2 separate regions of the Mus musculus genome follow, and region 1 is linked to region 2. Evidence: chromatin contacts called from ENCODE Hi-C or POLR2A ChIA-PET data. All regions are on one chromosome and are shown on one strand. Each heading gives the region's core, a stretch centred on a gene start or an enhancer-like site at or near the end of the contact. The rest is flanking DNA. Distances are from core to core; before and after follow the strand shown.

Region 1 (5,415 bases), core at 2,632-5,131, 390 kb before region 2:
TGCCTGTCTTTCTGAGACAGGTTCCCACATTAGCTCAGGCTGTCCTTGAACTTGAAGCAATCCTCCTGCCTCAGCCTCCTGAGTGCTGGGACTGAGTATGAGCTATGGCTCCCGGCATTGTGATCTCATTTCTTCAGCAAGTAAATGTCAAACAAACAATGGAAAAGACAAAAAGACAAACTAAGCAGGCAGAAGTGTCAGGGAACTTTCTGTACAAGAAAAGAAGAAGAAGGTGAAGCTTTTATTAATCAAGTGTCAAGTGAGTCATGTTCAGATCCCAATTTAGATAAATGAACTGTCAAAGATATTTTGGAAATTATTGAGATAGGTGACCATGGATCAAATATTAAAGCTATTAAAATTTTAGACAAACTGTATAAAGATGTTGTAACAAAGCCAGAGAGTGGTGGCACAGGTCTTTAATCCCAGCACTTGGGAGTCAGAGGCAGTGAGGTCTCTAAGTTCAAGGCCAGCCTGTTCTACAGAATGAGTTCTAGGACAGCCAGGGCTACATAGACAAAACAAACAAACAAACAAACAAACAAGAAAAAAAGAAAAGACAAAGAAAGAATGGTAAATAGAAAACAGATAAATAAATTAGATGTTCTGAGATGCCTGGGAGCCTATAATACTAAAACGCCTGGGCTGCAAGAGAACTCCTTTCATGTAAATGAACAAAAAAGATTGCAAATAGATAAAGTCAGATGACAGGCACAGAGATTACTATTCTATAATAATTCTCCTGTTTCTGTTTGAAGTTTCCCATAAAAATACTATGGGAGGGTTCGAATCTCTTTCTAGTCTTATATATGAAACAACCAGGAGGCAGGGAACAGTGCGTGTGCGTGTGTGTGTGTGTGTGTGTGTGTGTGTGTGTGTCCTGGTGTTGGAACTCAGATTTTCCATATGATGAGCAAATGTATTACTATAGCTCCAGGCTGTGGGAAAAAACTCTTATGGTGACAGACCAAAGTTAGAGATACACATATTTTAAGTGTTAGGTGGAGGAGGAGGGGCCCTGTTTGGAAAGGAAGATAGAAAGAAAACTGCTTTTTTTTGAGGGGCTTTGAAAAGGCAAGGAGGGATAGTTTCAAGAAGGAAGTGTCAGCTATGTCAAATGTCGTAGATTACAGGAAGAAAAGGATTAAATGTTTTCACCAGATAGAGCAACCAGGGTCAATATGATCAGGTTTCAGTAGCCAAGGTTGGCCTGGAACTCAATCCTCCTGCCTCAGCCTCCCAAGTGGTAAGATTACAGTCATGTGTTACCACCCAGCTAATCCACAATTCTGTATATGTATGCACATGTGTTTGGAAGCTTGTACTTACGGATGCTTGATGCTAAACATCCCCACTGGGAGACCAGGCTGGCCTTGAACTCACAGATGTCTACCTGCCTCTGCCTCTCTATTGCTGGGTCTGAAGGTATGAGGCACCATGCCTGGCAGCTCTCCATTTTAAAAGAAAATATGTATTTTTAGTATGTGGGTGTATGATGTGTGTATGTAGGCATGAACATTGCAATGCAGAGATATGGAGATCAGAGGAGAACTTTGTGGAATCAGGAACTTTACCTGAGTTCCTGGGACTGAACTCAGATGGGCAGGTTTTCAAGGCAAGACCTTTTACCCACTGAGTCATCTTGGTAACCCTTCACTTTATTTTTTGAAACAAAGTCTCTTAAGACTGGAATTTGAGCCGGGCGTGGTGGCACACGCCTTTAATCCCAGCACTTGGGAGGCAGAGGCAGGTGGATTTCTGAGTTCGAGGCCAGCCTGGTCTACAAAGTGAAAGACTGGAATTTGCCCTATCTAGCTGCTGTGAGTCCCTGTCCTCCTAGCTCTACCTCCCCAGTGTGCGGATTATAGGTGCACACCATGTGGGTGCTGGGGATTCGAACTGACCTCCTTCCACAGCACTTTAGCAGCTGAGTCATCCCCTAGCCCCAGCATGTTTTCTTAAATGACTGTAGTCATGGGCATTGGCTTTTTTTTTTTTTTTTTTGGTATGTTTGCTTGATTTTGAGATTGAGTTTTATATAACCCCAGATTGGCTCAAATTCCTTATACCAGGATAACCTTCACTTTGAACTGTTGATTCTCCTGCATCCACAACAAACAACAAAATACTGGGAGAGGTACATAGGACACCACACTAGGAACACACACACTTTGTGTCTGTATGAATGTGTTTGTATGTATATATATATTTGGTTCTTTTTTGAGACAGGGTCTCTCTATGGAGCCATGGCTGTCCTGAAACTTGCCTTGTAGATCAGGCTGGCTTCCAACTTACAGAGATCCTCCTGTCTCTGCTTCCTGAGTACTAGAACTAAAATTGTGCATCACCATACTCCGCTAAAAGAGGTGGGTTTTTTTGTTTGTTTTTTTGTTTTGTTTTTTTTTTTTTTTGTTTTGTTTTGAGACAGGGTTTCTCTGTATAGCCCAGGCTGTCCTGGAACTCACTTTGTAGACCAGGCTGGCCTCGAACTCAGAAATCCACCTGCCTCTGCCTCCTGAGTGCTGGGATTAAAGGCGTTCGCCACCATACCTAGCTGAGTTTTCTGGCTTTTTTTTTTGTTGTTGTTGTTTTGTTTTTTTTTTCTTTTTGTTTTTTTTTTTTAATTTTTTTTTCATTTTTTCTCTCTTCTTTTTTTCTTTTTTCTTCTTTGAGTTTTCTGTTTTTTAAAAAGATTTTAATTAACGTGTGTGTGTGTGTGTGTGTGTTGGTTTTGAGTTGTCTTACACGGGTGCTGGAAAACTGTCCTCTGCAAGACCAAGCAGAACTTGCTCTTAATTTCTGAACCCCCTCTTGCGCTCTTGCTCTCTCTCTGTCAATATCTAGAGAGGTTGTTAAAGTATAGCTCAAGCTGGCCTCTATCTAACTCAGGCTCATGATTTCCTGCCTCAGCCTCTTGTGTTGGGTGGGATTACAGAATACAGGTGTGACCCATCACTACCAGGTCACTTGTTAGATCCTCAATAACAATTACAGTCTGTTCTAGCTAAAGTCCTAGACTAGATCGGGGGTGACTGAAGATGGTGTGTGTGTATGTGTTTTAAAAAACTGTTTCTAAACCCACGCTAAGATTTACCTCTTTCCTACATAGACTACTTTACTTTGTTGCTTTTAGACTGGGTTTCACTGTGTAACCCTGACTAACCCAGAATGTACTAGGTAGACCAGGCTGGCCTAGAACTCGGATCTACCTGCCTCTGCTTCCTGATTACTGGCCAACTTGCTTCTTTTATACTGAAAAAGATCTTTTACTCTAAGTCTACAAAGCCCTTTGAAGTTCTTTTTCTTCCATCACAAATATGGCTTATATGAAAGTCTTTAACTGCCGTTCCCAAACTAACCATCAGTACCGCACAAACGCAGGTACATAGTGATTATGCTGCGAAGTTTATCCCTGAGTCCCACGAGGAGTCCAACTAAGGTGTGTGTAGGAATGAGATGTTCTCCACTTTGGAGCAAAGTTTCAGTTTGGCAGTATTAGTGGGAGGCTGCTGTTCTGGAGGTGGGAAGAGGGAAGGACTGCGCGGAGCTCTTCTCCCCAGGATTTCCGGGACTGACTAGCACGCACCTGACGCCCGCGTAGCGAAGGCGAGCTGAGGGTGGGACTGGACCAAGCCTAGCACTCCGGGCCACTCGGGCCACTCGGGCCACTCCGCCCAGCTTTAAGTATTCGCGCACTCCCGAGAGGACGCCCGCGCGCCCGCGCCCGCGCGCGCATACTGTCCTGTCTCGCGCAGGGTCGGGCCTGTCAGGCAAGAACTCTCGCGAGATCTGAGGCTGAGATGTCTGTCGGGAGGAGGGGAGTGGTGTCGGGAAGGGGGGGGGGAGAGAACCTGGGCAGCGGCCGAGCTCTGTGGCTTCAGGGCTTGGAAGGAGAGAGGGAGGGTGGCGAAGAGAGTGAGCCGGTGCCGCCGCCCGCTTGAGGAGAGAGGAGGGGTCCCACTCGCCTTGCGCCCTTCGCGGGCTGAGAGCGCGGAGCAGTCGCGAACCTCCCAGGCCTCTCGGCCCCCGGGGACCCCGCCCCGCGGCCCGACGGCCCGCGGCCTCTCTTCTCTTTGTGAGCGCCCCCTTCCCAGGGGTGGTAGTGGTGGCGGAGGGGTGCGCGTGGGCCCGCCCGCCAAGGGGCCGCGGCGGGGGACCGACAGGGCCTCGGCTGGGAGGACCGGAGGCGGCCGAGGCCCCGGTCCGGTTCCCCCGAGGCGGCGGCGGCGGCGACTCCCGGCACTTCCCCCGCGCCATCTTAACTGAGCCGGAGCGTTAAGGGCGCCTCCTCGACCCCGGTCGTCCCCTCGTCCCCCCCTCCCTCCCCCCGGCCCCTTGTCGTAGAGCCTGGGCTGGGTGGCTGGGGGGGGGGCGGCGGTCTGTCGCCGGGCCCCCTCCTCCTCACTCCTCGCTCTCCAGCGCTGCGGCCACCGGAGCGCTCCAGGGGTCTGCGCCCGTCTGCTCTGCCCCAGACCTGCCGGCGAAGGGGTAAGGGCACCTCTGCTTTGGGAAAGGAAGACATGGAGGGGGCGGGGAGATTGTGCCCACTCAGGCCTCTCCGGGTGAAAGAAGAGATCGGGGATAGAGTGGGGGAGGGAGACAGGGAGGGTCTGTGAATCTGTGGGTGGGGTGAAGAAACTGGTGAGCTGGGCGCCCTCCTGTTTTGAGGGGCCAGAGCAATTGCATTCCTTTTTCCTAAGGGTCACCGGAAGAGGTGGTGGAAGGGGATGTTTCTAAGAAGGTGTGGCTCTAGTTAGGGAGATTTGAGTTGACGTGCACCCCGATTTAAAGGCGCGAGGTCCCTTTCTGGTCTCTGCTCCCGCTCCTCCTCCTTTGTAGCGTCTGTATTCTTGGGAATGGAGAATGCTCTGGACAGCCAACTGGATGATTTCCACTCCTCCCCAAGGAAGTCTGTACCTTTCTAATGTAAGGGGTGATGGAAGCATCCCCCCCCCCCATCTTCTAGTCTACTGCAGTGCTGCAGGAGTACAAGTCAGTTTCTTCGTACACATACCCATGCATACACAGAAGTGGGGGTGGGGGGCTGGAGCAATGGCGCTTCCCTTGGAGAGCTTAGTTTTTTTTTCCCTTTGCTTTTTAAATCGATGACAGTACTGTTCGGATATTCCCCTGAGATATGTCCATGGGAAGTATGTCCGCTCTTGTTACTGTTGGGATATGGCCTCGTGTTAGAACAGTTTTGATGTCTCTCTTACTCTGTTTTGAGAGAGGGGAGAATTCCTGGATGAACTGTTAAAGGGTCCCCTTTGGCTTTTGTAGTTCTTTGAGAATTATTAGAAATTATTACATTGAAACTCATATAATCAGACGTTTGCCTCGGGCTGTGACTTTTTAAGGTTAATAATATTTTGCATGACATTGATACAGAAAGTCTCTGAAAATTGTTACAAACTT
Region 2 (5,427 bases), core at 1,689-4,188:
TCACTCATATCTAGTAGGTAATTGTATTAGGTTGTTTTTCTTGATCCTTGACCAAACACCTAACAATAAGCTGTTTAAGAGAGGAAGCACTGGCTTTGGTTCAGAGTTCACAGATACAGTCCATCAGGGAAGGGAAGGCATGGGAGGAGAAATTTGCTAACAAGTGGGCAGATGAGGAAACAGAGAGAGGGAGTGCTGGGCTCTGCTGGACTTTCCCTTTTTCTTCAGTCCAGTACCCACCCCATGGGACAACAGTGCCACAGTTAGGATGGGTCCTCCCTCCTCAGTTAAACCTCTCTGGAAATATTTTTCACAGTAAAATTGACATTGAAGATTAACTACTACAGTGATCAAGTTATTTATGCTTAATTTAAAAATGCTGAAGAGCTGATAGTACTAATATGTCCATCATTAAAAGAGTAAATCTTCAGCTTCACAAACTTCAGTTGTTCTTTAAAGAAAAAAAAGTCAACTACCTTTTGCACTCTTCCTCACTTTTAAAACCAAGCAAGCAACCAACCAACCAACCTATTCATATAGTAAGAGATAAAACGGCAAAATACATGCATGTCAGACACTGTAGCACAAGGACCACAAGACAACTGAGCTGAGCACAGGTCTGGATGGAATCAAATAGGAAGACAATTTAAAGGGAAAGAGAAGCGGCCTGTCAGCCACACTAACAATGCTGATTGTTACTCACACAGCAGTGCCAGGATTTCTCTACACACAGGGCCAAGTATAAACAACTGCAATCATCAGACCAGGGCATATAGAACTATCTGTCATTTAGCTTAATAACTGAGTTTACTACTCAATATTTACTATAGTAAATACTACAGTATTTACATGACCAATCTTAATTGCCTACCTATGCCAAAATGACTATTAACATTCCTCAAGATTCTAAAGTATTCCAAGTTTTGACTAATAAAGCCATGTCAAATAAATATGGCTTTACCAAATATTATTCATTTACTTCAAGACAACTGATATAACAATAGCTTAATAAATGCTACTGTAACATAAAAGGTTTTCAGCAATGCCCAGGGGAAATAGTTTTACAATACTGAGTTCTACTTCAGTATGTTATCTACTAACCCTTGATTGCTTTCACAGCCAAAACTAGGCCTGGTAACCACAAAAATCAAAGGATTTACTATTGGAGTGAGTTACTATGGTCTGAAGATTTTCTATCAATTCTGAAAAATCTACCATAAAGTGGAAAAAATCCACTCATGAAAATGCTACATATTTCTACCCCTCTCATATTTGCCTAGAGCAAACCCTAAAGTGTTTCATCAGTTCTGAAGTACAATTATTCTCAAATCACAGAATCATAAAGCTTTAGAAAGTCCAGCAAGCCCCCCCCCCCATGCAAGGATTCTTTATATCACCTGTCTGGCCAAAGCTCCCCTGGCTTCTGCTTGATACAATGTGTGCTATTTTGCAAAACAGTGCACTTGATTTTTACAAACGTCTTCCCTAAACTAATGGAAATGTGCCTCTTTAAACTTCTACCCACAGATTTCAGTTTTGTATCCTGTACCATCACAAGGTGAATAGAGTAATTTCTTGAATTAGGGTAGTCATACAAAAACACACAAGAAAACTCACAAAGGAAGAAACTACCACAATATGCAACAAAATTTTGAAATTCAGGAAACTATATTGAAATCACAAGGCAACATGCTTTCAAGATATCAAACTCCTATCTCAGTTAACAAATATTAATGACCCAACTTTCTTTCATACAGTGGAAAGTCATGGTGTTCACTGAATGCCTCTTTGCAACTTGACACTACTAAATCTAATGTTAAAACTACAATTCTATATGAAATAGTTCTTCAATTGCTCATATTTTCATCTAGATGCCTGTTTTTTTTTTAAGACCCATTTTACCACACTGGTGCAATGCTAACACATGCTAGCAGGTATTCACAAATATGAAGCCCGAGACTAGAGCTATAAAGGAGTCATGGTGGAGGTGAAGGCATAGAAAAGCCCAGCAGAAAAAAAAATGCTAATTGATGAGTGTTTTCCTTCTGGAAACATGCTTTAGCGACACAGCATTTGAAGTCATGAACCATCCAAGCACAACCCATGAGCAAGAACGATCATGAGCAATGAGTGGAAGGCATAAATGTCTATAAGATGGAAATGAATTGGCACTGGTTATCAAGCAGCACCAGAAGCTTTGGGTTCTCACTGAGAAAGGTAGAAGTCCAAGAAGCAGAGATCACTGCCATCTTTTAAGGGTGGGAAGAAACCAGGGAGTAACTACCACCGAGCAGTCCAATGAAGCCTAAACTGTACGGAGCACAAGAGAGATGCCAGGGACTAGAGAAAGGCACACACAGGGCGAGACGGAAGAAGGATGCGCAGTGCACTGACTGGGTCCCTGAAACGGTGTGCGTAAAGGATATGGGTGTGGGTCGGGGGTAACCTAGGAGCCCACCCTTCCTCTCCCTGCAACAGAGCAACAGAGGGTAAAAGAAGGGGGGAGGGTGAAAAGCAAGAATGACTCATAGCCGAAAGGAAGTGCTCAAGCCATGGGAAGCATGCTACGGGAGATTTCTGAGCCAGCGCTGTGAGGGACTGGGTGCTCCGGGTGATGGAGGTTGGGGAAAAAACAAACAAACAAACAAACAAACAAACAAAAAACCCCAACGTCTGGCAGTCGCTGCTGCTCGCCGGTAAGATGAGGGTGTGGGGGGTTCGCAGCAGCCTGAGTGCCAAGGCCTGGGAAGAGGCGCGGCGCGTGCGCAGTGGCGTTCGGCGGGACCCGCTGAGGCAAAGCGGAGCCGCAGTGACAGAAGCTGGGAGCTGCCGCCTGGAGGGACTCACCGAGGCGCAAGGGCTGGAGGTGGTGCTGGGGGTAGGCGACCGCTGGACCGTGACCAAAGCCATCTAGGTGCTGCTGGGTTGTTCCGGGCAGGGCATTCTCGTCCTGAGTGTGGGGGGCGGGAGGGTGACGGAGCCGGGATGGGGGACGATGGGTGAGGCGTAGGGACGAGGGAAACGGAGAGGGAGATGAAGCCGCGGGAACGGCCTCGGGCTCCGCACCCACCACCGGACTCTCTCGCCTACTGACGCGCCGAACGGGCGGCGGGCGGGCAGGCGGGCGGTTCGGCAGCTGCGGGGCACAATGAGCGCTCCCAGTGCGCAGGCGCCACCTGTCAGCAACCGCCTCTCCCCTCGGCGCGCGCCGCCGCGGCGGCGTAACCCTTAAGTTGCCGGAAGCGGGCGGGCAGGCTGCGTGCGCCGCGCCTCGGGCCGCCGTCCCCTCCCGGGTCAGCTCTCGAGCCCTACTGCTGCCCCTGCGGCTCTGTCTGTCCCCGCTGCGCGGCGTGGGGCGAGCTGGCCAAGGAGCCCTGGAAGGCAGCCAGCCAACCGAGGGTCCTGATCTGGGGGTGGGGGTCGGTGGGAGAGCCGCTAATCCTCACTCCAGAAAGACAACCATTTTATGAGTGGGGCGCGCAACCTTAGAGAAAAACTGAGGCGAAAATCCTGAGGCGAACACGTTTTCTAGTGGAAAAGGGCTCCGCAGGTGCTATAGACGCTTTCTCTGGGCTAGACCCGGGAGACCAGCCCTCCTGCTTGGACCTGGCCCTCAAGAGGGCTCCGTCTTAATGAGCTTCCCCACCCTCCTCATCATAAAGGGCCTCAGGGTTAACGACCAGACTTTTCCTAAGAAAGATTTTTCCCCCCGGTGGTAAACACTGGAAACTTCGTAGTAGCCTCAGGCTTCCTTCCTCTACAACCTGCCTAAAGTCAGTCACTGTACCTGAGATGCTGAGGGAAGGGGCGGGCACAGAGAGCTGGACCCTGAGTTGGAAAGCTCCAACCTGCTATTTTTTTTTTAAAACCTCTCAATTGCTTCCTACTGTGAAGATCTCCACTAAACAAAGATCTTTTGATCATTGAGCTTTTTTTCTTTCCCCCATAAATTTGACTATTTCATAAATGCAAGTGAAAATGTAGAATTAAAATATTTTAAAGGAAGACATTTCTAAATGGTAAACTGCCAACATCAACCAAGCATGTAATGGAAAAATCAAGACTAAAAAGAAAAGGAAAAGTCACGCAGTGCAACCCGTTGATATATTTACACAGAGATAGTTGAGGGGATGAACTGGTAAATACCACCATCCATATCAAAGCTGTAGAAAACACTCACTTATGGACTCCAGTTTCTAAAGCCCACCTCTTTCTGTTTGTCACTCAAACAATCTTGGATCTCATTGCTCCTTTTAAACTGATAGGGCTGTCATAAGCTCTTTCTGGTTGCTGTGTGGTTAAGTGACACAAGAACCCTCTATGCTGAGTCTTTGTTCTCTCCCTGGGGCCCTGTGGTTGAAGTAATTAGCAGGGAGGTTCCATCAAGAGTCACTGAGGGTCCCTGTACTGTGCCAGTCCTCTGTAGAGTGTAGTGCAGAAAAACCAGTTGGTAGGCTTTTGCCCCCTGGTGGTGATCAAGACTGCCTATGAGATGAGAATTGAAGAACTGTGGTTCACAGATGAGAAACAACGTTATCCCCAGAGCTCCAGAGTGAACAGGAAAGAGAAGGCAAGGTTCAGAAGTAAGAACTTTGAACCAAGACTTAAGAGACTAAACAAAAAACTATGTAGAGAGCCAAGATGAGAGCTAAATGTCCCCAAATAAATGTATTTATAAACCGAAAGAGAAGTATTGTCCAAATCAGTAATTCTCAGTATGTTGATTTTCCTACTGATATGTGGTTGACAACTTGGGTTTTCTTCTATATAGTGGCATACTCTAAAGAAATTCATCTGGAAAAGGAGACATTTAAGTCCATTAACCTTACAATGAGACCAAGCACTGCTGTGAGTCAGACCTAGCTTCTAGTTCCAGCTGTGTAAAACCTTATGCAAATGAGTTGAACTTTTTGAGCTGTAGTTCCTTATTCTCTATGATGAAACCCTAACTTACAGGACTTTCATAATCAAATGAGATAATGTATACAAATTAAAAGGTCCTACATGCAGTCAAGATAATTTTCTATTCTCTGAAGTGTATTCTGAGTTCATAAAGGCCTTGTTGAATGTATATTATGTACAGGAAATATCTTCAAGCAAAAGAAAAAAATGAGACATGGTCCATGCTTTTTCTAAACTGTAGGTTAATGGTCAAGATATATATCATCTGTAGTTAAGTATAGAACATTTTTGTTCAGCATGTCTAAGGTGATGAAATTGGGTTATAAAGTACTCAACTTGTACAGTTTGTATCAAGAAGTTGATTTATTATCATATAAAAGAAATGTATCTCAGTGGTATATTAGAAACTGATACTTGAAAATTATTGCTGCATATTATCTACTGAGAGAAAGAGAATGTTAATGTATGTTATATACTAGGTACTCTTTTGTTTTTCATTTGTGCATCTATGCATATGTGGTGGAA

Evidence for each region. Hi-C counts contacts between places; a loop is a spot of excess contacts on that map. ChIA-PET counts read pairs that join two places held with the same protein, here RNA polymerase II (POLR2A).
Region 1: a loop to region 2 is called in a map of heart, with 3 times the contacts of the local background. The contact joins the promoter of Taok1 here to the promoter of Ssh2 in region 2. A Hi-C loop is called at or near these places in 1 of 37 maps with a recorded cell type or tissue (heart). POLR2A ChIA-PET finds 5 or more read pairs at or near these places in 1 of 5 experiments (embryonic stem cell).

The regions. Positions count from the first base shown.
Region 1 is chr11:77,606,281-77,611,695 of GRCm38, reverse strand. It overlaps Taok1 (TAO kinase 1), which reads left to right and starts at 3,881. Exons shown (of 21, transcript NM_001364134.1): 1 at 3,881-4,488.
Region 2 is chr11:77,213,936-77,219,362 of GRCm38, reverse strand. It overlaps Ssh2 (slingshot protein phosphatase 2), which reads right to left and starts at 2,938. Exons shown (of 15, transcript NM_177710.4): 1 at 2,848-2,938. The coding sequence starts at 2,910. It also overlaps a transcript of Efcab5 not described here.